2 separate regions of the Homo sapiens genome follow, and region 2 is linked to region 1. Evidence: read pairs that join two places in POLR2A ChIA-PET (ENCODE). Cell type or tissue: GM12878. All regions are shown on one strand.

What was found. ChIA-PET counts read pairs that join two places held together with the same protein. Peaks named below come from ENCODE experiments on the same cell type or tissue, not always from the same donor. Only the 100,000 strongest peaks of a DNase experiment are listed, where the experiment ranks them.
Region 2: POLR2A ChIA-PET joins it to region 1 with 6 read pairs; 5 of 35 experiments call an interaction of 5 or more read pairs at or near these places.

The regions. Positions count from the first base shown.
Region 1 is chr12:112,301,914-112,304,413 of GRCh38, reverse strand. The region is part of intron 7 of HECTD4 (HECT domain E3 ubiquitin protein ligase 4); the gene reads left to right. It also overlaps the pseudogene RPL7AP60. Among named protein-coding and RNA genes, the nearest start is that of HECTD4, 79 kb to the left of the region's middle. RefSeq lists enhancers at 796-1,055, 1,216-1,265. In GM12878, no CTCF peak of the experiment used is centred here; a DNase peak (open chromatin) is centred at 1,093; H3K27ac peaks cover 1,991 bases.
Region 2 is chr12:112,399,576-112,402,075 of GRCh38, reverse strand. No RefSeq gene overlaps it. Among named protein-coding and RNA genes, the nearest start is that of RPL6, 8.8 kb to the left of the region's middle. In GM12878, no CTCF peak of the experiment used is centred here; no DNase peak of the experiment used is centred here.

The sequences.
Region 1 (2,500 bases):
GTGGCATGTGCCTGTAGTCCCAGCAACTAAGGAGGCTGAGCAGTAGGATCACTTCAGCCTGGAAGGTCGACCAGAAGGTTGATTGGGGTGACAGTGAGCCCTGATTGTACCAGTGTGCTCCAGCCTGAGTGACAGAGACAGACCCTGTCTCAAAAAAAAAAAAAAAAAAAAAAAATTAGGTCTTTAGCCTAAGAATAATGGGAACATTGAAGAATTCCCTGATTCTCTGATATGCTTTTTTTTAATTAAAAGAAAAAATTGTATCAAAAAAATCCACACACTTTTTTCTTTTTGGATACAGGCTCATAATGAAAAACAGGAGACCCTTGCCCCACTCCTCCAATCCCAGCATGCTCCTCAGGCAATCACATTCTTCTGGTGGTGACCTTCATATCCCTAAGTAAAACGCTTATATTGCTATTTCTTGATTTATGAACGCCAGATATAAACAAAGTTGATTTTTCTTTCTTTTTTGCTGTGATAGATGAGAGTTTGTCTCAATTCTCCCTCTTTTCTTTTTTTCCTTCCTTTTTTTTTTCTTTTTTTTTTTTATTTTGAGAGAGAAAGAGAGGGTCTTGCTCTGTTACCCAGGCTGGAATGCAGTGGCACAGTCATGGCTCATTGTGGCCTCAACCTCCTGGGCTCAGGTGATCCTCCCACCTCAGCCTCCCAAGTAGCTGGGACTTAGGCGTGCATGACCACACCCAGCTAATTTTTGTGTTTTTTTGTAGAGACAGGGTTTCACCATGTTGCTTGGGCTGGCTTCGAACTCCTGAGCTCAAGTGATCAGCATGCCTCAGCCTCCCAAAGTGCTAGGATAACAGGCCTGAGCCACCACACCTGGCCTCCCTCTTTCTTTTCTGATTCCGCCTAGCATATTGATTTCCTTTGTTTTAGTTTTTCTTTTAGTTATCTTTGTAATTTACAGTTAAACCTTTATTTCTTCTTTATGAACTCTAGGCAGTATCTCTTATCCCCCTACTTTTAGAAGATAAGATGGAGAGTGTAGTATCCTTTCTCATACTTCCGTGTGGAGAAAGCCAAGTATACGTTTAGGGGAATACCCAGAGGAAGAGAGATGACTCACCCCACCAGCCTTAGAGCATGTTAGCAACTGGGACATCAGATGTGGTACACAGCCATTGTGAGACAAGGTGGTAGACCGTGAGTTTACATAAGGGCCTGCAGGCCCCCTTCCTGTTCACACATTTGCATTCAGATGCTGGCTGTCCAGGCCCAAGACTTAGTTATTTTCTGAAGAAACTGAATGACCCTGGAAAAAAGACCTCTCATACTGATGTTGGGGTCATCTAGGAAAAAGACTTGCCTCCCTGGTGAATCACCCACAAGTGATGTCTTCCAGCAAGCAAGACTCAACCCTGTCCACAGAATTCCTGATTAGTGCTGAACTGTTAAAAAAAAAAAAAAAAAAAAAGAGCAGACAAAATAAAAACCCAAACAAACAAAATTCCAAACTTTGGAGAGGTATGTGTATGGAGGGGAGGCAAATGGGTTAAAAAAATAGTGCTAATGATTGAAGCCAGGGGTTCAGCACATAGGAAGCTCATTGTTCTATTCTTTTTTCTTTTGTGTGTGTTGAAAATTTTCCCTAATAAAAAGTTTTAAAATTAAACAAAAAGAGCAGACTACCAAGGATCATTAGAAAAGTGAGGAAAGCTTCTAATATGAAGATTAAAAATGAGAAAAAGTTAAAAAACAGCTAACTGGCCTCCCACTGCCCAAGACGCTGAAAGGAAAGAAGGCCAAGGGGAAGAAGGTGGCCCCGGCCCCTGCTGTTGTGAAGAAGCAGGAGGCCAAGAAAGTGGTGAATTCCCTGTTTGAGAAAAGGCGTAAGAATTTTGGTATTGGACAGGACATCCAGCCCAAAAGAGAACTCACCTACTTTGTGAAATGGCCCGCTATGTCAGGTTGCAGCAGCAGAGAGCCATCCTCTATAAGCAGCTGAAAGTGCCTCCTGCTATTAACCAGTTCACCCAGGCCCTGAACTGCCAAACAGTTACTCAACTGCTTAAGCTGGCCCACAAATACAGACCAGAGACAAAGCAAGAGAAGAAGCAGAGGCTGTTGGCCCAGGCTGAGAAGAAAGCTGCTGGCAAAGGGGGCGTCCCCACTAAGAGACCACCTGCCCTTCGAGCAGGAGTTAACACCATCACCACCTTGGTGGAGAACAAGAAAGCTCAGCTGGTGGTGATTGCACACGATGTGGATTCCATCGAGCTGGTTGTCTTCTTGCCTGCCCTGTGTTGTAAAATGGGAGTCCCTTACTGCATTATCAAGGGGAAGGCAAGACTGGGCCGTCTAGTCCACAGGAAGACCTGCACCACTGTCGCCTTCACACAGGTGAACTTGGAAGACAAAGGCGCTTTGGCTAAGCTGGTGGAAGGTATCAGGACCAATGACAATGACAGATACGATGAGATCTGCTGTCACTGGGGAGGCAATATCTTGGGTCCCAAGTCTGTGGCTTGCATTGCCAAGC
Region 2 (2,500 bases), 98 kb before region 1:
ATGGTGCTAGAATGGTGGATATATGTCATTATCCATTTGTCAAAACCCATAGAATGTGCAACACAAAGAGCGAACCCTGGCCAGGTGTGGTGGCTCATGACAAAAACAACAAAAAGTGAACCCAAATGCAAACTATAGACTTTGGTTAATAATATATCAATATTGGTTCATCAGTTATAACAAATATACCACACTCATGCAAGTTTTTTTTTTTTTTTTTTTTTTTTTTTTTTTTAGATGGAGTCTCGCTCTGTCACCCAGGCTGGAGTGCAGTGGTGTGATCTCGGCTCACTGCAAGCTCCGCCTCCCAGGTTCATGCCATTCTCCTGCCTCAGCCTCCCGAGTAGCTGGGAATACAGGCGCCCGCCACCATACCCGGCTAATTTTTTGTATTTTTAGTAGGGACAGAGTTTCACCATGTTAGCCAGGATGGTCTCGATCTCTTGACCTCGTGATCCGCCTGCCTCAGCCTCCCAAAGTGCTGAGATTACAGGAGTGAGCTACTGGGCCTGGATTTTTTTTTGTTTCTTGTTTTTTTGTTTGTTTTTTTTTTTTTTTTTTGAGATGAAGTCTCACTCTGTTGCCCAGGCTGAAGTGCAGTGGCGTGTTCCCAGCTCACTGCAACCTCTGCCTCCCAGGTTCAAGAGATTCTCCTGCCTTACATCCCAAGTAGCTGAGACTACAGGCACACACCACCACCACCACACCCGGCTAATTTTTGTATATTTAGTAGACAGGGGTTTTCAACATGTTGGCCAGGCTGGTCTCAAACTCCTGACCTCAAGTGATCCACCCGCCTTGGCCCCCCAAATTGCTGGGATTACAGGCGTGAGCCACTGTGACCAGCTCTTACAGGTAGTTTCTAAGAGCACCTCCCCAGGTAAATCAGTTGCCCAAGAATCGCCATGTCAGGCTGCAGTTACAGGCAGTCTGGCCTTAGACGCCAACCACTTTACCTATCCTTTAAATGTCAGGTGACATTTTGTGTTATGGTGTCTTTATTCATTTATTTTTTTTGAGACGGAGTCTTGCTCTGTCATCCAGGCTGGAGTGCCATGGCACCATCTCAGCTCACTGCAACTCCATCTCCTGGGTTCAAGCGATTCCCCTGCCGCAGCCTCCCAAGTAGATGGGATTACAGGCATGAGCAACCATGCCCAGCTAATTTTTTGTATTTTTAGTAGAGATGGGGTTTCACCATGTTGGTCAGGCTGGTCTCAAACTCCTGACCTCAAGTGATCCACCCGTCTTGGCCTCCCAAAGTGCTAGGATTACGGGCGTGAGCCACCGTGCCCAGCCTGTTATGATGTCTTAAAGGATCAAATAATATTAGCTAATACTGACTGGGTGCAGTGGCTTACGCCTGTAATCCCAGACCTTTGGGAGGCCAAGATGGGAAGATCACTTGAACCCAGGAGTTCAAGACCAGCCCAGGCAACATGATGAGATCCTGTCTATACAAAAAAAAAAAAAAAAAAAAGAAAGAAATTAGCTGGGCGCCTGTGGTCCCAGCTACTCGGGAGGCTGAGGTTGGAGAATCGCTTGAGCCCAGGAGGCAGAGTTTGCAGTGAGCCATGATCATGCCACTGCACTCCAGCCTGGGCAACAGAGCAAGACCCTGTCTCAAAAAAAAAAAAAAGATGAAGAGTAGTAGCAACTATGAGTTTCAGCCTGTTAAACTCAAGACGTGCCAGAAATAATGAATTTTTCAGTTTTTATTTATTTTTTATTTTGGGACAGGATGTCACTCTGTCACCCAGGCTGGAGTGCAGTGGCATCATCACCACTGCTCACTGCATCCTGGACTGCCCTGGCTCAAGTGATCCTTCAGCTTTAGCCTCCTGAGTAGCTGGGACTACAGGTGCTTGCCACCATGCCCAGCTCGTTTTTGTTGTTGCTGTTTGTTTGTCTTTCTGGGTTTTTATTTGTTTTTGCAGAGACAGGGTCTCACCATGTTACCCAGGCTGGTCTTGAACTCCTGGGCTCAAGCAATCCTCCCATGTCGGCTTCCCAAAGTGCTGGAATTATAGGCATGAACCACTGTGCCTGCCCCAGTTTTTAGAAGTCGACTTGCTTCTGACTTTTAAAACCCTGTAGATTAAACTTTAGGTATTCTTAATTTTTTTTTGTCTTTTGGAGACAGTCTCACTCTGTTACCCAGGCTGGAGTGTAGTGGCACCATCTCAGCTCACAGCAACCTCCCCCTTCCGGGTTCAAATGATTCTTGTGCCTTAGCCTCCCGAGTAGCTGGGATCACAGGCACCAGCCACCAAGCCTGGCTAATTTTTTTTTTTTTTTTTTTGAGACAGAGTCTCGCTCTGTTACCCAGGCTGGAGTGCAGTGGTGCAATCTCAGCTCACCACAACCTCTGCCTCCTGGGTTCAAGCAATTCTCCTGCCTCAGCCTCCCAAGTAGCTGGGACTACAGGCATGCACCACCATGCCTGGCTAATTTTTGTATTTTTAGTAGAGACAGGGTTTTACTATGTTGGCCAGGCTGG